4 separate regions of the Homo sapiens genome follow, and all the other regions are linked to region 1. A link is an interaction called in ENCODE POLR2A ChIA-PET data of the cell type or tissue named here. Cell type or tissue: A673. All regions are shown on one strand. Each heading gives the region's core, and the rest is flanking DNA. Links, peaks and the distances in the headings are about the cores only. Region 1 has its middle 150 kb from the start of KCNE4. Region 2 overlaps LOC124907986 (a long non-coding RNA gene). Region 3 has its middle 80 kb from the start of KCNE4. Region 4 has its middle 300 kb from the start of CCDC140.

Region 1 (4,875 bases), core at 438-4,437:
TATTGATTGGAAACTATGGTAAATTATTACAGTAATGGCACCCAGTGAATCACATGCCTTTTCATATTCGTGCCTTTATGTATTCCCCTTCCAAGTCGACATTGGACTTGGCCATGTGAATTGCTTTGGCCAACGGAACATCAGCAAATGTAACACAAATAGAAGCTTCAGAAGGGCTTGTACACTGGGGCTTGTTCTCTTGAACACCTTGAAACTGCAATGCCATAAAAATCCTGGGATGAAAAGCCACTGCAGAAAGAAGAGTGCAGCTGGGCCCAGGTTGCAGTTCTACCAGCCAGATACAGCTACATGAGTGAGCCCAGGTAAGACCAGCAGAAGGGACACCCAGTCAACCCACAGAATCATACATAAATGGCACTTGTTTTAAGCCACTGAGTTTTGGGGTACATAGCAATATATAACTGAAATATGGACTAAAAATATTCTAGCCAAAGGGTAGCCTATAACAATTGCCAAATACTAGCTTCACTACAAAATCACTAAGTCATTTCATGGTTTTAGACATAACATAGAGATAATATAATTAAGTGGTCTTTAAAATAACTTTTAACTATAGAATTCTTTTTTAAAACAACATCTTATCAGAGATTTAAAACAAGGAGACATCTTATTAGAATAAATTCATTTTATTGGTTCAAATTTATGGCATTTTGCTTAGAAAGCCAATTAATGAAAACACAATTCCTTTTTCTTTCATACAAAAATATAAATCCAGGCTCATAAATGGCAGTGAAAGACTTCTTGCAGTTTTAGCTTACAATTAATTTATATGTTTTCCTTTAGCAATATGGCATAAAGAAAATCCTCATTCAAGACAGACAAGTACTTATAAGTGTTAGGGTCATTTCACCACTTGCCTTGGAGTCTCAGGATATTGAATGGTCAGGAGAAGCATTATAACTTACTCCTACTTGGAAAAATATGAACCCATCAGTCCAAGCAAATACATTGATTGAAGTCCTCTGATGAGTTTATATTTTAAATATGTGACATTTAACTATTTAAAGATTACCATCTTTAAAAAGTTTAAAATCTATGTAGAAACTTAAATTCAAATTGATTGTTTGTAGAGCCCTTGAAGAACCCTGATGGTACTCTGCCATTCTTTGCAATTTATTTTGCGAATTACTATAACACTTGAAAACTGGTTTTGCTTTGTCGTTGATTTTGTTCAAAACTGAGGGAAGCGGATTGGGCATTTTAAAATAATGATTTCTCCCATGTTTCAAGTGTCAGTGCATTCTCAAAACCATTTCTTGGGCTCTTTAAAGAACATTCCTGCTGGTTTCATTTTTTATTCGTCAAGAATTTTTGTAAAAAATCAAAAACAAAAACAAGAAAAAAGCAAAAACCCAGTGAAAGGAACTGCCTCGCGAAAGAAATGTCACAATTAAAACTGAATGGTATTTTTCAGCTCATTTGTGTGAACTGGCAATCTACTTGAGACTTCAGCAGGGGGTCTGCACTTCATTAGTTCAGCCGGCAAGAACATGCTCTCTTCAAGAACACGCTCTCTTGAAAGCTTTGGTTTGCCTTCACCACTGTTTTTGCCAGGGTTGACAGTTTAACAACTGGAAGCTGTGTGCTCTTCATCTAATTTTAATGAAGCTTTTCCTTTCAGAAGGAAAACCTGACAACAGAGAAGTCTTCAAGGAAGCCAAGTAATTCAACCACCTGACTAAATTTTTGGAGGAAAACAGAGGGTTCTCTTAAGGGTGTGGAATAATCAAAGCAGCCATTGCTATGCTCCTGCAAAACAAGTCCCAGTAGCACAATGGAAATAACTGGATTGTTTAGCATTTCAACACCCATCAACAGTAAGACATATCACAAATATGTGGGAGAAATTTGCATCTATAATCTAGGAAAACTGGGATTTTTAAATTACTTCTGCCTAGGTAGAGGGGGAGTAGAAGAAAAGGCAGAATGGAAAATGTCAGGGTTTCCTTCCTTCCTTCCTTCCTTCCTTCCTTCCTTCCTTCCTTCCTTCCTTCATTTATTCTACCAATATCTACTGAGCTACTATTGATGTGTAATCACCAGGCTCAGCACTCAGGATACAGCAATATATGAGACAGACACAGTTTACAGCCCCCTGGGGAGTTATACCTACAAAAGGACAAAGAGTGGAAAAAGCAAGAGGAAGACATTCAGAGGAAAATTTTTGGAATTCTGAGGCCCACTCTGGATGATATATGGACTCTGACTGTTTGGGACACATTTCTAATTTCTGTTTAATCCTTACTCACATCTACTACATATCAAAGGTCAAATAGAAGTTATAAGGTGAGGTGAGGATGTCACTGAGGTACTGCTCTTTGGCCTTCTGGTAAGGTGCCCCCACAGGTGAATTCATGGATATTCAGATAGGATTTGCAGGCTAAGAACTCTGAATTGTTAGCATCTTGAGAAGGGAAACTGTCCATAAGGACAGACACTTCTTACCAAGATCACAGGGGTAATGTGTAAACCAGAATGGCAATTAATTAATTAATTTACACTGAAATACAACTGTTAGACAAATCAGCTCAAATAATATATTATCTTGCAGCAGACAGAACTATATGAGAAATCAGACTATGATGAGAAAAATTCTAGGTAGCATTCTCCACTAAGTCAACATGAGACCAACTTTCTTACTACAAGGCCAGTCTTACCTGTGAGATTGTATAGTAGCTCTTTTTTTGGTTTGTTTTTTTGTTCACCACCCATGACATCTTTATTTTTTAATTTTTTATTATACTTTAAGTTCTGGGATACATGTACAGATGTGCAGGTTTGTTACATAGGTATACATGTGCCATGGTGGTTTGCTGCACCCATCAACTCATCATCTACATTAGGTATTTCTCCTAATGCTATCCCTCCCCTAGCCCCCTCCCACTCCCTGACAGGCCCAGGTGTCTGATGTTCCCCTCCCTGTGTCCAACTGTTCTCATTGTTCAACTCCCACTTATGAGTGAGAACATGCAGTGTTTGGTTTTCTGTCCTTGTGTTAGTTTGCTGAGAATGATAGTTTCCAGCTTCATCCATCTCCCTGCAAAGGACATGAACTCATCCTTTTTTATGGCTGCATAGTATTCCATGGTGTATATGTGCCACATTTTCTTAATCCAGTCTACCATTGATGGGCATTTGGGTTGGTTCCAAGCCTTTGCTATTGTGAACAGTGCTGCAATAAACATACGGGTGCATGTGTCTTTATAGTAGAATGTTTTATAATCCTTTGGGTATATACCCAGTAATGGGATTGCTGGGTCAAATAGTATTTCTGGTTCTAGATCCTTGAGGAATCACCACACTGCCTTCCACAATGGTTGAGCTAATTTACACTCCCACCAACAGTGTAAAAGCATTCCTATTTCTCCACATCCTCTCCAGCATCCGTTGTTTCCTGACTTTTTAATGATCACCATTCTAACTGGCATGAGATGGTATCTCATTGTGGTTTTTATTTGCATTTCTCTAATGACCAGTGATGATGAGCTTTTTTTCATATGTTTGTTGGTCACATAAATGTCTTCTTTTGAGAAGTGTCTGTTCATATGCTTTGCCCGCTTTTTATGGGTTTTTTTTTTTTCTTGCAAATTTGTTTAAGTTCTTTGTAGATTCTGGATATTAGCCCTTTGTCACATGGATAGATTGCAAACATTTTCTCCCATTCTGTAGGTTGCCTGCTCACTCTGATGATGTTTCTTTTGCTGTGCAGAAGCTCTTTAGTTTAATTAGATCTCATTTGTCAATTTTGGTTTTTGTTGCCATTGCTTTTGGTGTTTTAGTCATGAAGTCTTTGCCCATGCCTACTTCCTTAATGGTGTTGCCTAGGTTTTCTTCTAGGGTTTTTATGGTTTTAGGTCTTATGTTTAAGTCTTTAATCCATCTTGAGTTAATTTTTGTATAAGATGTAAGGAAGAGGTCCAGTTTCAGTTTTCTGCATATGGCTAGCCAGTTTTCCCAACTGTATGGTAGCTCTTGATTCTGGTCTCCAATGCTTGTGCTATCAGCCCACCTCCTACCTGGTGACAGAAAACACTCCCGTTACCATAAACGTAGGAATAGCCATGCTTAGCTAATCAGGGCAGTCCACGATGGGGTGAGTGGTGGGCAATGAGATTGTGGAGTGCCTGGCTGTGACCCCTGTAGGATAGTGAGGTGAAGTTGGTCATATAACCACATTTGCATGTTTAATGATCCCTTTACATTTTGGGGAGAACAGACGAGAGCAGGGCCAGAATGTGTGAAAAACCCTTTGACAAGATATAATGGTCACCTGGCATATGACTGTGGCAATGAGCATGAGAGAAATAAAGATTCCAGAGCTAGAGGGTAAAATCCCTAGGACTTGAAGAAAGTTGACTGTAGGAGGCAAGCGCAAGAAATGTCAGGGGCAGATTCTAGGTTTCAGGCTTGTTTGTGGAATTGGTAAAGAACAATTCCATTGAGTGAGAGAGGAAACTGGAAGAGGCCTGGGTAAAGAACTGTCAAAGGCACTTGAACCAGAGCAACTGCATCTTGAATAGGGGCTGGGTAAAATAAGACTGAAATCTACTGGGCTGCATTCCCAGACAGTTAGGCATTCTAAGTCACAGGATGAGATAGGAGGTCGGCACAAGATACAGGTCATAAAGACCTGCTGTTAAAATAGCTTGCAGTAAAGAAGCCAGCCAAAACCCACCAAAACCAATGTGGCAATAAGAAGGACCTCTGGTTGTCCTCACTGCTACACTCCCACCAGCTTCATGACAGTTTACAAATGCCATAGCAACATCAGGAACTCACCCAGTATGGTCTAAAAAGGGGAGGCATAAAAAACATATCCCTTGTTTAGCATATAATCAAGAAATAACCATAAAA
Region 2 (4,875 bases), core at 368-4,367, 75 kb after region 1:
ATGGAGTAGCCATTCTTTTATTCCTTTACTTTCTTAATAAACTTGCTTTCACATTACTCTAGGGACTCACCCCGAATTCTTCCTCACGCGAGATCCAAGAACCCTCTCTTGGGGTCGGCTTCGGAATCCCTTTCTGGCTACATGGGTGCTATTTAGAACCCTTTTTACCTGTAAAGCTACCAAGAGAAGCACTTACTTGAAGTCTCTGTTCTCAGGATTAGTTCAATGTGATGAGTTGCTAACAACTTAAAGCAATGTTCTGAGTCCCGAACACTTTTATCTGTTGGGACACAGAAGAGTTATTGTGAATATTTTAATTTTGATTATGCTTTTATTTTGACTGGATACAGTGCCACTCTAAAAATGACATCAGACATAAGAAAAAATACCTAAACTAATACCCAGTGACTCTGTGTATTGTGGGTGTCACTCTGCCCAATTCGTTCTCTGTGTGATCTCTATGCAGATATCAAATTCTACTGAAATTAATCTGAAATTCCAGAGGACACATGCTGATTTATAAAAATTTCCGCTATCTTTATGCTTTAGGAGATTGGAGTTTATGGCATTGAATTTAAGATATTTAGGTGTGTTCTCCTCTGTTTATCCAATTTTAACCCTGGTTCAAACTCCTCAGATGAGGAAACTGAAACCAGCAAGGTATCTTCTCAAGTAATTTCTAATTATATGACTGTGTGATGCTGCCATTTTTCTTGTGTGTGGATGAAAAACCTCAAGTGGTAGAGGCAAAATAGTCCTCCTTTCATTCAATTTCTGCTATGCTGTCTGGCACACAGTCTTTAATCAATAAATATTTGCTCAATGGGTCAATCCAATCAGCCCATCAATAAACACTTTTTCTTACTGATGCAAAATTCATATTGTTAGTAAAAATCGAACAAGGATATTTATTCCCAAAGAATAAGGACAAAGAAAGCAAACCCACTTAACTTAGAAAATCATCGTTTTACATCACCTTGTCATTAACATGTCAACCTAAATGCAAGAAGATCAATGTTGAGCTTTAGGCAGAAATGGTCTCTGCTCCAAAATCTCTCAGATGCCCTCCTGTGTTAACTCCTGGAATTTAGAGGCAGCTTGCTGCAGTGGAAAGTGCTCAGGCCTGTGCTGGAACTCTGAGCTCAGCACTTGCTGCAATGCACCTTGGCCATGGCCTGTCAAGTCACATTGCTGCATCTGTGAAAGGCCTTACCTGGTTAACCAGCGCATTTCTGGGAAGTGTCATGAGAGCGCACACCTGAAAGTGTTTTCTAACCTCTAAAAAACCCTTAGGGGATTCTTTTTAATTCTTTCTTTGAAGTATTTATTGCAGGCACATTCCTCCAAGATTGTATTATCATCCTCCAAGCAAACACAAACACCAATATTTTTTTAAAGAAAATTCTTATCCCATCACTGGTCTCTTGGTAAGGAAAATGAGAATACCAGGGATGGATGCAGAGTGAGGAAGTGAGGGCTAAAAACTAACAAGTTCTATTCATGAACAAGTATGACTCAGGCAGACCCTTTCTAGAAAGTGGTAGTAGATGATGGTCCTGACTTGATCCTGTCCAAAGTGTTTGCTGCTGTGGCTGTCCAGATCCTCCTTACAGATGGGAACACTCACCCTCTCAGCTCCTGGTCCAAGTAAAACTTTGGAATTTCTTTTCAACAAAAGGACTCACTCCTTTGGCTGTCTCTCCCAAGGTCCTGCCCTTGCCCCAGGAGCAGCCCACATCTAATGGTATTGGAAGAGAGAAGAGGATAAGCCCTCTTACCACTAAGTGGAATAATGAAGGGCCATCTCAGCTCCTTCGCTCTGGTGGGGTTGGCTGAGGCCTCTGTTGCTGCTTCATCACAGCTCAATTTCTCCCCCAGCCCAATCCTGCTTCCCTCATTCTTACACAGTTGTTGCTGCTGAGCACACACACCAATAAATTTTTTGCATGCAAATTTTGGTTTCAGGATTTGTCTCCCTGCAAACTCAACCTGAAGCACCATCTAAGACAGATTGGTGGTCATCTAAAGATGAACTGAATTCTCTGGGAGCCTCAATGGAACTCAAGTGACAGCATTATAAAAAGATGGAAGTGTGCTTTCTATGTTCATTTAAAAGCCAGAGAGAAATCAGAAAATGTAGTCCATGCAGAATCTAGAAAGTTCCTGGCACATTGTAGGTGTTCAGTAGATATTTGCGGAGTGACTGAATTAAACATCTGTTCACCATATCAGTGGGTTAAAGGATAAACTAAGGTTAAGCCAGAGAGCCCTAGCCAATGGCTTTTTACTTTCCTCCAAGTGCTCTTCAATCCCCCCCTCCCTCCCCCAGGGTAGCAGGTCAGAGCACAAGTCCAGGCATCAGAATCAAGTCCTGAGGGCCACACCCACTGCTGATAGAACAATTGCACCACCAACTCAGGAGCCACTTCGGACTCCAGAAAGAGCTCTTTTTCAGGAAATAAAATAATTTGAAGAAAGCTCTTTGTTTTTCCAAATAAAAGTACTAAACCTTTGTGGGTGTGTTTGTTTAAATTCAGAAATATAAATCTTGAGATTTAGAGGAGAGGAAGGTAGGAGAGGGAGGAGAAAACAGAGAGGAAAGGGAGAAGAGGGTTTGGGTGGTGTGTGCCTTTTCTTTTTTATTATTTGGTTTCGACAGGAAATGCGTGCATCTAATGATTGGAAGCAGCTGTGGACTGTGACATCTAGGGCAAGATTGGAGCAGAAGTTCCTGCAGATGCAGCCCTTGAAGCAACTCCCTTAGCTCTTCCCCCTTCTACTATAAAATTCCCCGCACACTCTGCATTTTCTTCCCCTCTGGATTCCGGGCTTCTCCCTCTGAGTGGCAGCAACAATGTGTGAGTACTGGATGTGTGCAGGAGACTAATTTCACTTGGGAAAGTTCCAAAAGGAAAATAACCTGTTTGAAGTGATAGTGCAGCTCAGGTGGGTCCTGAACAGGGTGGGAGTTTGCCAGGAAATGATCTTTCCTAGCAGTGCTGTAGCTACAGTACTCCCCTGCAGCAAGAATGAACTGTATCGGTCAGCAGAGGTGAGATTCTGCAACAGTAACAAAAGACTCAAAAATCTCAAGAGTATTTCTTCTTTTCAATGCTCCTTGGCCATCAAGTGTCAGCCCTGGTCTGCCCTACCATTCCTGGACCTAAATGGAAGGAGCAACCCATACTAGGAACATTGTTGGGCTCACCAAAGAGGGAAGAGAGAGAGAGAGGTGTGGCCCAAGAGTGGCTCTTAAAGCTTCCATGTGGAAGTGCTGTGTGTCCCCTGTGCCCATATTTCAGTGGTCAATACAAATTACATGATGGCTTCCAAGTTCAACACGATGGGAATGGATAGTAAGCAGGGGGACTAAAAGTCACATGGCCAGCTAGAGGGGATTAGAAAACCAAGGCTAAGAATGGCCAAGTGACTGTCCCAGGGCCACCCAAATAAGAAGCAGCAGAGTGAGGACTGCCCAGATTCTCTGTCAGATCTCCGTGCCTAACAAAGTGCCTGGCCAATTACCTCTCTGCACTGAGAGAGGTATGCATTCAATAAATACTCCTCTGAATGAATTAAGTAAACAAACGAGTGAATGACTTACTGAATGACTATTGAAACTCAACTCTGCCAAGGTTTTGTCTTGGCAATGCTAATTTACAGGAAAGACCTGTTGGCATAATTAAGTTGGAAAGTGCTGTTTGCAAAGTAACCCTGGAAGTGTCACCTTTCACAGCTCTCATGAGAACAAATCATCACTGGCAGCCATGTCAACACAAATAAGCCAAAGGAACCTTGTCAACACTGACGGTCTCCATTTTTATATTTAAAAAAAGGCACCAGAGAGGCTGGCCAGGCTACGCTCTGAGCTGGAGCCAAAAAGCTATTGCAGTCTCCTGCATTGAGACTTTGTGTTCTTTTCCATTGTGAGCGATTGAGCTACTGTGTAATATTTCCAGCCTGTCCTTCCTGTGACAGTTCAACCAAAGTTTAGTAATTTGTAAGAAAAATCTTAAATGATACCTCTTAAGTATACAATACTCTTTAGCCACAGGCTAAACTGCCTCACCTTAACCCCAATAGAAGACAATAGAAAAATCTTACTACAGTACTGAGTAAGATGAAAATAGGAATCTGCTAAGGTAATACAAAGATAGTTCATCTTTCAGCTTATTCTGAAATGATTTGTTTACTTGAGCAATTTCAACTTTTTTTTTTTTTTTTTGAGACACAGTCTTGTTCTGTCACCGAGGCAGGAGTGCAATGGCACAATCTCGGCTCATTGCAACCTCCGCCTTCCAGGTTCAAACAATTCTCCTGCCTCAGCCTCCAGAGTAGCTTGGATTACCGGTGCCCACCACCACACTTGGCTAATTTTTGTAGTTTTAGTAGAGACGGGATTTCATCGTGTCAGCCAGACTGGTCTCGAACTCCTGACCTCAAGTTATCCACTCGCCTTGGCCTCCCAAAGTGCTGGAATTACAGGCGCAAACCACTGCACCCGACCCACAACTTTTGAAGACAGTATTAAACATTTAAAGCTTAAAATAGTAAAAATCAGATGAAAAAGTATTCTTCTACTCCCATGTGAAAGTTTCTTTTTTCTCTAAAAAAAAGAAGAGGAAGGAGGATGAGAAGTCCATTAAAATGTTTTGTATGACATATTTGATGCAGTAGTGCATGACCAACAAGAAAAGAGTGGATAAAAATCTGTTACAGGAAGTGAATCAACTTTACACAACTCTTAAACTGTCCAATGATTTTTATTTAAGCATATGAAATAAACTTGACTCTCACATTTTATATATGTTATGGATCAATATTATAAACTCAATAGAGAAGCTTAGGTTTTTTAGTTTGTATGTCATCCATTGG
Region 3 (4,875 bases), core at 630-4,629, 68 kb after region 1:
ATCTCCATCACCTCACATCATTACCTTGTGTGTGTGTGTGGTGAGAACATTGAGATCTACTCTCTTAGCAAATTTCAAGTATATAGTATTATTTTATTTTTGCCAATTCCAATAAGGAATATTTCATTGTAGTTTTAGTCTGCATTTTCTTGATTACTAAGTTTAAGCATCTGTTCATGTTTTTAGCCATTTACATGTTTTTGTCTGAAGTGCTTTTTGAAGGCTTTTATCTATTTTTTTATTGAGTTGCTTTAGATCTTTTATTAATTTGTAGAAGTTTTTCACTTATAAACATTGCAAAATTTTTCTCCTTTTCCTCTTATAGGGTTCATAAATAAATAAATAGATGGGCTTCCTTTTCATGTAATATTATTCACTAATTATTTTCCTATGATGTTTATTCTTTTGTGTCTTATTTTTAAAAAAAGTGTTTCCCTACTCCAAGATATTCTTTCTATGATTGTTCCCTAAAAAGTCTTAAAATTTTCAACTTTTGCCTCACTATGTGTCTAATCTGTCTGCAAAATATTTTTTGTGTATTTTTGTGTTAGAGGGCCAATTGTATTTCTTTTCAGCATAGGTAATCCATGGTCTTAGCATTATCTATTAAAAACTCAGTTTTACCTGTTGATCTGCATGCTGCTTCTGCCTTATATCAACATTCTGTTAGTTAATATGTTTATCTTTGAGCCAATAATCATTAAGAATATAATCATTCTTAAGATACTTAACATCTGGTAAAGAAATATCTCTACTTTTATCTTCTTACTTGAAGTGCTTTAGCTACTCTTAATCCATCTGGTCTTCCAAATACATTTTAGAATTAGCTTAAAAGGTACCAGGAAAAAAAAAAACAACAACTATTGATTGAAATTTTGAAATGCATTAAATTTATAAATAAATTTAGAAAGAATTGATGTATCTATATGTAATTGCTTTGTCTCTCTCTTTCTCTATGTGTGCATATGCTTGTGTGTGTATCTACAAAGACCTTGCACATCTTCTATTACATTTATTTATAGGTACATTTGTTGATGCTTTTGTAGATATCTTTTTAAAATTTAATTTTCTAATTTTTACTTGTTTTGCAAATGTGATTGATTTTGAAAATTGACCTAGCCATCTTTCTAAATATTACTAATTCATAACTTTGTAAATTTATTTAAGTTTTCTACATAGACTATAATGTCAGTTTTGTTTCTTCTTTGTTTATATACTTATTCCTATCTTTATCCATTTACTGGGACATCTAGTATAATGTTGGATTTAGGCAGCAAGAGTAGATATTTTATCTGTTTTCTGATTTTGAGTTTTTTGAGAATACTTATATTGTGTCACAATTTACTATACAGTGTAATGAGGATCTTTTGGATATGACTTTTAGAAGTTCAAAGGAGTTTTAAGGTAACTTTTTTGTTGTTTAAAGGTTTTATCATGAATAGTATGTGAAAACTTTGGGAGCAAAAACCCTATTTACTCTCTATCGTTCTGGGTCCTTATGCTTTAGCTGTACCTCGGAAATAGTTTATAGCTGGATTATATAACATTTTGATCCCATATGACAAATTTTCATTTAAACTAGTAGTTTATTTACCTACACTGTAACAAAGGACATATTTTGTTTATTTCTACCATCAGATTTGGGGCTTTCTATGAGCCACACCTTATTATGCTTCCTTTGCTCTCCATTCTTTTGTTTTTCTTATTCCATCTTTGCCCTATACTAGTAGGGAAGTTAATTTAATTTAATATTTATCCTTGCAATTATCCATTAATTTAATATTTATCCTTGCAATTATCTTTCATACATTACTAGGTTTAAATTTAAACCATATTTTAATCTTTCTCCAAAAATATTCAAAAAACTTTAAAAATACCATTCAGTATTCATTTGTTGGGGGAAGAAGTCTTTATTTGGCCCTCCTTCTTGAAAAACATAATCCTAAATTGATAGTTGTTCTTTTATAGAGTTTTAAAACATTATCCCACTGTTTCTGACTTCCACTGCTACTTACAGCAGTGAGAAATCTGCTGTAAATATTTTTGTTCTTTTTTTGTCTATGCCCTGCCTTGCCTCTGCCTGCCTTTAAGATCTTGTTTCCTGAAGTTTTGATACAGTATATCCAGTGTATTTTTTTGTTAACTTTGCCAAAGATCAGTTGATTGTAGGTATGTGGCCTTATTTCTGGATCTTCTGTTCCATTGATCTATGTTTCTATTTTTAATGCCAGCACCATGCTGTTTTGGTTACTATAGCCTTGTAGTAAAAATTCCCATTTTAGCAGAAGAGGAAATGGGCATTCAAAGAGCCTAAGAACTGTACCCAAGACCAGTGGTAGTCAATGATTTTCTTTCCACTATCAGATTGGCTCTAACACTAAAGATAATCCTTTTAGGTTTTCTCCTACAGTAAATCTTTAATACAGTATATTACGGCTGGTGTTGATAAAATGAATTAAGATTCTTAAGGCAAAGATGCTAAAATCCAAATATTTCTTTTTGTCTTGGTATTTAAGTTACAAGAAATAAAAAGTTCTTTATCAAAAAAATTGAACGTAAAATTGAGTTTTTGTACTGGTCACAGCAGACAGCAATCACAGAAAAGCAAAGTAGCATGTGAAGTGATCTTTAATAAATTTGGCATGTTTTCTCAAGTTTATGGCTTTGCTCAAGGGTCAGATGCTTAGGTTTTAGAGTAGTAACCACAGGAAGCTCATTTAATCAATTATAAATGATAGAACAATATATTCTACAAAAAACGTTTTTGAAAGTGTGCAAAATCAAGTAAATGAAATGACACAGCAATGAGTAGAATAAGGTTGAATTTAATTTGCTACAGAATAAGAGTATACAAGGTTCTAATATTACCTTGTAATTCTAATTTTATTATTACTTCAAAAAATTCAAAAGTGGAAAAGCATCTTTCTCAAAGTGAGAGAACTTCAGAAACCATCTTTGAAGAAGCTAAGGGTAAACTTTGGAACTTCGTTCAATGCTTTTTACAATTGACTTGGAAAATTTGCCTTGCAGCTCTCCTTTTTCTTGTGTTAATTTCCCGTTGTAAATGTAAGCAATATGAGACCAGGGTTTTGATTAGATTTCATTTCCTCAGAAATTACAACTTTAGCTTTAACTGCTTGAAGAACTTTCTCGCTATTTCATGGTTTTAATTTTTTGGCCTGTGTTTTAATGCCTTAGTTCTTCATTCAAGATTTTTATATATCAATTTTTGGAAATGAGAAGCTTGAGAGAATCTGCTGCCAGTACTTCTGAGACTGACTGATCTCTTTGTTCACTTTGTTAGAAACTTGGCGAGATCTCCTGAAGCTTATTTTTTTCCTTCAATAAAACATCTAAACTTTGATATTTCACACATTAATCTAAAGCATTCCATTTGGGTAATTAGGATCTTAATATAGACTCTATACTGAGTAAATCAGAAACCAAAATGTTAATTAAATATGACATAATCAAATATTTATGGCTAGCTGTTGAGTATTTATCTTAAATAGTCCATAATTAGAAATGAAATAAAAATCCTGTACAGAACCATCGTAATACTTATTAAGAAAAGTTAGTAATCAACTATTCCTACATCCTGCCATAGCAAAGCCTGTATCAAGATTTATATGTGCGTAGGTCTGCCAGAGAGCCCTACAATAAAAAAGACAGGCTGACATTTAGAGGCAATAAAGATAATAAAAATTATCAAAGTGAAACATCAAATCAGGAGCTTTTTGGCCTCAATGACTTTGGAAATAAGGGGCCTCTGGAGACACGCCATACCAGATCTTGTAGTAGTTTACGTGGTTGATCTCCACGTATCCATATAGCAGATATTTGCAATGTTATACTAACTTAAGCCCAAGAGAGAATCCTGGATCTGAAGCATTGCTGATCTATCTCACAATTTTAAGAGGTTCCACAGTACCTGATAAAATAGCATTAAGTAAATACTCACTGAATGTATCAGAGGATCAGGTTTTAATTTTCTATGGAAAATTCTAAGAAGACATCTCAGGATGTTTCTGTATTTTCAAGCATCTGCCCTAGCATTATGGCTCAGTTTCAAGATAAATTAATTTTACTGGAAAAAAATTCGCCCATGTGTCCATTAAGACTCATTATGTTGCAAGTAAAATAGGATGAGCAAAAAACACGGGAGAGGAGGATTCATTCTCTCTTCAAAGCAAAGTCCTCGGCTTGACGGCAATTGGACTGTCACATGACCATTCCTATGCCAATGGCAGCAAGGTGATTGTGCCACACACTTTAGCCAATCAGGGCCCACCCGAAGCTAAGGTGGCGGCAATCTCACCCAACTGAGGGCTCAAAATAGGGAAAGGGCAGTGCTCAACTGGAAATTTTGGTGCTGATAAAAAAAGAGATGAAGATGGAAATGAATAGGCAACAAAGAAATTTTGGTACTGATAAAAAAGATATGACGATGGAAATGAGTAGGCAACAAAGAAGTGTTCCACTGATTAAGGCAATGTTTATCTCTTGTAATTTCTTATTCCAGAAGGCTATATTCTAAACAGCGCCTAGGATGCCTGAGCTTTCTTAAAGTATTTTTGTTTGCATGAAACTCCTGAGTTAAGAACTAAGAATCGTTAGAAATTTGAGTTTGGAATTAGAATTGAGAGACATTCTATGTGAATACAGAGTCCTACAGTCCACATCTCAAAAATTGTTTAATACTGGTATCAGTAACTCACTCGCCAGTAATCACTAGGGCTACAATCATGCACATTTGTACAAATAAAGTTGATAAACTTTGTAAGTCTATTACTAAAATTTTACCTTTCATTAATAGGCTATATTTCACTAACGTTGTGAACAAATAGATATCTGCAAGACTCGAACACATACCCG
Region 4 (4,875 bases), core at 471-4,470, 1.2 Mb after region 1:
GAAGAAGCAATACATATATTAAAGAAAATGACTACACATCCTTGGGGAAAATGGTGGTTGAATTCTCTTTTTGTTGGTAGGAAAAAAATGTAAAAGAATCTTAGATACAACTCAGTGATATGACTCCATAGTTTCATAAGAGGTTATTCTTTTCTAAAAGATAATAAAACCCAACCATAAAATAAAAAATAGATAATCAGATATAATCAAAATGAAAAAAAGTCTTTTGTACTTTGAAGTACACCATCAAAAACGTGAAAAGACAACACACAGAATGGAAGAAAAAATTTGTAAATCATTTTTCTGATAACATACTTTCATCTAGAATGTAAAAAGAACACTTATAACTCAACAATAAAAGGCCAATAATCACATTTTAAAATGGGCGGTGGATCTGGACAGACATCTTTCTCTGAAGGAAATGTACAAATGGCTTGTTAGTGCATGGAAAGATACTCATCACCATTAGCCACCAGGGAAATGCAAATCAAAAACCAAAATGGGACACCAATTCACACCCGCTAGGCTGGCTAGAATTAAAACAAAAAAACAAACAAAAAAACCCCAGATAATAACACGTGTTGATGAGAATGTGGAGAGATTGGAAACCTCATACACTGCTGATGGAAATGTGAAATGGAGAAGCTGCTTTGGGAAATAGTCGGGCAGTTCTTCAAATTACAAAATAAGACAAATGATTAAACATGTAGTTAGCACGTGACCCAGCAATTCCACTCCTGGGAGTATATAACCAATAGAAATGAAAACAGATGTCCACGTAAGTTATACATAACTGTTTATAGTAGCATTATTCATGATGGCCAAAACCTGAAAACAACCTAAATGTCTATCAACTGCTGAATGGATAAGTAGATGTGATATATCCATACAATGGGGTATTTCGTAATAGAAAGCAATGAAGTTCTGATATATGTAACAACATGGATCAACCTGGAAAACATTATGCTAAGTGAAAGATGCCAGTAACAGATGGTCAGAAATCGTATGATTAGATTTATTTATTTATTGAGACAGAGTTTCCCTGTGTCACTCAGGCTGGAGTACAGTGGTACGATCTCGATTCACTGCAACCTCCGTCTCCCTGGTTCAAGCGATTCTTGGGCTTCAGCGTCCTGAGTAGCTGGGATTACAGATATGTGCCATCATGCCCAGTTAATTTTTGTATTTTTAGTAGAGATGGGGTTTCTCCATGTTGGCCAGGCTGGTCTCGAACTCCTGACCTCAAGTGACCCACCTACCTCGGCCTCCCGAAGTGTTGGGATTACAGGCGTGAGCCACCACACTTGGCTGTATGATTCTACTGAAATAAAATGTCCAGAGTAGGCAGATTCATAGAAACATGAAGTAGACTAGTGGTTGCCCAGGCCTAGAGCAGTTGGGGAGAAATAGGCAGTAATTAATAATGGGGATGGGGTTTCCTTTTGGAGTAACAAAAATGTTGTAGAATTAGATATGGCAATGATTACACAACTCTGTGAATAACTAAGAACTATCAAATTTCATATTTAATTGTGTAAGTTGTATAGTACATAAAGTATATCCCCAAAAACCATTACAAAATAAGACAATAGTCTGCTGTTAAAATTTTGTAATCTTGATTTCTGTGATTCAGAGCCTCCTTGGAGCTTTCTAAGGTAACAGATGCTCTTTTAACTAGACAGCTTAACATAGTTTTACTATTTCTACTGTAGTGTATGTTTATATTTTTTACCCTTTGCTTTCTTCTAAATAGCAAAATATAATTGATTCTATTTTAACTATTTTACGATAAGGTCCATAAAGTAATCATAACTCTAAGATGACACCTTTTTAAATGCCACCTGAGTATTTAATGTGAGTGCTTATTCTGTTCGGTTTGTAGAAGTTCTGGTAAGAATTTCAATTTCAAGCCATCCAAATTCTCCCCATCTGCTCCGCCACTCCCTATTCCAGCTTCCATTATCTTTTTCCTGTATGTAATAGCCTCCTAATAGACCCCCACATCCTCTCTGGCCTCCTTCCAATCACTTTTCCACACCGAAGCTAGAATTTTTTCAAAATGCAAATAGTATGTCATCCCCATTAAGAAAGCTCTTCAATGCCTCTTGATTGTTCTTAAGACAAAGACTAAAGTCTTCTGGGGGCCCACAGGCTCTGCAGGCTGGAGTCCTACCTACCTTTCCAGCCACATCTCACACCATTTTCCTCCTTGCTCATCCACTCCAGCCACATGGGCCTCTTTCTGTTCTCAGAAAACACACACCCTGCCATGAAGCTGCTGTGCATGGCGCTCCCTGCCCCAGGGGTCCTGTTCCTCCCTCCGCCTCTCCTACCGTGTGTCAGGTCTCAGTGCCATCTCATTTCTGTTTCTTGGCACTGTGTTCCTTTCTGCCGTGGTCCGTATCATTATTTGTAATTACACATTCATCACTGAACGAGTAGCTGGCAGTCCAAGACAGAGACTACACCCCACCCATCACACTACACCATGTCCTCAGCACATCCAAGTATGCCCTAAACAACGGAAGACGGCAGAGTGGGTAGTGACTGACTTGGGTTGTGGAGAATGGGAAGGTTCCTTAGGGGAGAGGACATGTTGGCAGCATTCTGGAGGGTGGGTTTTACTAACCGGGGAATGGGATGAGAGAACCTGGGCCAACGGGCACCAGCACAGAAAACAGTGTGTTTAGGGAAAAGCCAGAATTCATCATGGCTGCCACCTGGACACCAGGGCAATGGGTGAGCGCTCGGTGAGGTGAGAGACAGGGCAGAGCAGCAGTTGGAATCTGAGGTTAAGCCCACATTGCAAAAGGTCTTATGGACAATAGAAAGTCACTGAGTATTTCTAACAAGAAAGTGATTTGAATAGGCCTTTGTGCTTGTAGGATGACTGTGGAAGAAGGGTAGGGGATAGATAAAAGAAAAAAAAGCCCCAAAGTGGGGCGACTGTTTCCAACAGGGGAACAATTGGGAACCAAAAGACCCCACCTAGGACTGCTGGTAGCCATGGGAGGCAGGAACGATCAGGGCCTGGCTGTGCAAGAACAAAGTGAATTCACCTTCAGAGTGCGGTCAGACCTGTGGGTGAATGTCCAAATGCCTTTTAGCTATCCTATGAAAAAAGAAGGAAAATGTCTCCTTCTATTGTTAGGTTTTGAGAAATGTCTGTCTTGATTTTTACAATGCAAAAACAGTATAGTACTTGCAGATAAGGATTAAATTATACAGTTCAATTTTCTTTGTCATTTTATCTTTCTTTCCAAGAGCACTGTAAGACAAGGTGATGGAATTAATCTATTAAATCTATGCAAAGGTTTTTTCACAAGTCACCTTGCTGGTGGTCATTACAATGATAATCTAATTCATATATGTATATAATTAATCTGTGTTCATTCATACATGTATATATGAATCCATTAATATATGTATATAATTATTTTGAAAAGTCTCAAGTCACAAGGTAAAGCATGAAATGTTTGTCCCCCTTAATAATTGCCTGCAATAGTCTTTGTTTAATCCACCTTTCCCACTGGGTAAAAAGTACTTCTAAGGTCATATTAATATAATACCATACTTTTAATCATTTCAATTATTAAAATAGTCTACTCTCAGATATTAAGACTTGGTTCTAGTCAACTTCCAACCCTTTGCTCTGTTTTTCCAACACAGGCTGGATATGTGGTTACAGATGGCAGCTAAGGAGCCAGAGTTGGTGAGTGGCCCTTCAGTCCTCATTTCAGAACTCCTTTGGCTTTTCTGGTGCTGGAGATGAGAGGAGGGAAAGGGATGGGGATCACCACTGATATACCTCATGGTCTATAGGCTCATTGTGGATGAGTGCAGGACCAAAAGACTTCACAGAAGAGGGATGCAGCTCCAAGAATTTTCCCTGGGTTGCTTGTTGAACTCAGTCATATCTTTCTTTTGACACCCAAGTTGGCCTCCCACCACAGCCCTGAGCTGCCCTAAATTCTTTGATTCCAGGTTGTGGTGGTCCTCATCAAATTTACCCCATTTGATCCAATTATGGAAGCTAAAGGTATCTCTGAAGTGAAAAGATGGCCCTGGATCCCTCTGTAACAGACTGTACCCTAGCGCCATCTTGGCCTGTGATCTTTCGTTTTCTTCCATAAAGCCAGTGCAGGAGATGTAAGCCTAGTATTGAGTAAACTTCTCAAGAAACAAAAGGTCAAGTCCTTTTCTTGCAGGTACAAACAGATTTTAAAAAAGATGAGTGTGGGGGCCCTCTCTCCTGGCACTGGGTAAAGAAGTGTCCTCACCCTCCTGGGAGAGAGAAGTCTCATTGCAAGAGCCATTGTGTTTTGACATATTGTGGTCATTGTCTTATATCTCTCATGGTAAAGCTGTCAAATTGTGTGCCTCACACCAAGGCATGTGGGAATCTCAGGCAGAGAATGGGGATCTTTTTTGAATTAGATTCTTCAGAATTTAATAACTTCACTCATGAGGAGAAGCATCCCCACTATAGCCCTACCGTGTTTAGTAACCTCAGAGGAACAGACAGAGGTCTGAATCAATGTCTCACACTGTGTGTATATATACCCACTCCCACTCCTTTCTGTAGAGATGCCATTTCTCTGATCTAATGCTAATCTTTCCAAATTGCTCTTTTGAGCAGGTGGATTCCTAAATATTTCAGAACTAGAGTGAGGTCTTGTTCCGTCTGTTAGTCCTTCCTCTTTTATTTTCAGCTTCCATCTTTCCTACAGCTTATAGTATACTCAAGTCACTTTCAGCTTAAAAAGGAAAGAGAGAGAGAGAGAAAGTCCCTTTCTTGACTCTGCATCTCCTTCTACCTGCTTTGTATTTTATTTCTTCCCTTCAAAGCAGAGTTCCTAGAAATAATAATAGTCT

The links. ChIA-PET counts read pairs that join two places held together with the same protein. Peaks named below come from ENCODE experiments on the same cell type or tissue, not always from the same donor. Only the 100,000 strongest peaks of a DNase experiment are listed, where the experiment ranks them.
Region 2: POLR2A ChIA-PET joins it to region 1 with 5 read pairs; 1 of 35 experiments calls an interaction of 5 or more read pairs at or near these places.
Region 3: POLR2A ChIA-PET joins it to region 1 with 14 read pairs; 1 of 35 experiments calls an interaction of 5 or more read pairs at or near these places.
Region 4: POLR2A ChIA-PET joins it to region 1 with 14 read pairs; 1 of 35 experiments calls an interaction of 5 or more read pairs at or near these places.

The regions. Positions count from the first base shown.
Region 1 is chr2:223,196,960-223,201,834 of GRCh38, reverse strand. No RefSeq gene overlaps it. Among named protein-coding and RNA genes, the nearest start is that of KCNE4, 150 kb to the right of the region's middle. In A673, for the core only: no CTCF peak of the experiment used is centred there; DNase peaks (open chromatin) are centred at 1,544 and 2,094; H3K4me3 peaks cover 698 bases; H3K27ac peaks cover 2,491 bases.
Region 2 is chr2:223,121,891-223,126,765 of GRCh38, reverse strand. It overlaps LOC124907986 (a long non-coding RNA gene), which reads right to left. Exons shown (of 2, transcript XR_007088096.1): 2 at 4,745-4,875. Among named protein-coding and RNA genes, the nearest start is that of KCNE4, 72 kb to the right of the region's middle. In A673, for the core only: no CTCF peak of the experiment used is centred there; DNase peaks (open chromatin) are centred at 2,385 and 2,695; H3K4me3 peaks cover 342 bases; H3K27ac peaks cover 3,044 bases.
Region 3 is chr2:223,129,426-223,134,300 of GRCh38, reverse strand. No RefSeq gene overlaps it. Among named protein-coding and RNA genes, the nearest start is that of KCNE4, 80 kb to the right of the region's middle. In A673, for the core only: no CTCF peak of the experiment used is centred there; a DNase peak (open chromatin) is centred at 2,260; H3K4me3 peaks cover 360 bases; H3K27ac peaks cover 1,701 bases.
Region 4 is chr2:221,991,156-221,996,030 of GRCh38, reverse strand. No RefSeq gene overlaps it. Among named protein-coding and RNA genes, the nearest start is that of CCDC140, 300 kb to the left of the region's middle. In A673, for the core only: no CTCF peak of the experiment used is centred there; a DNase peak (open chromatin) is centred at 2,280.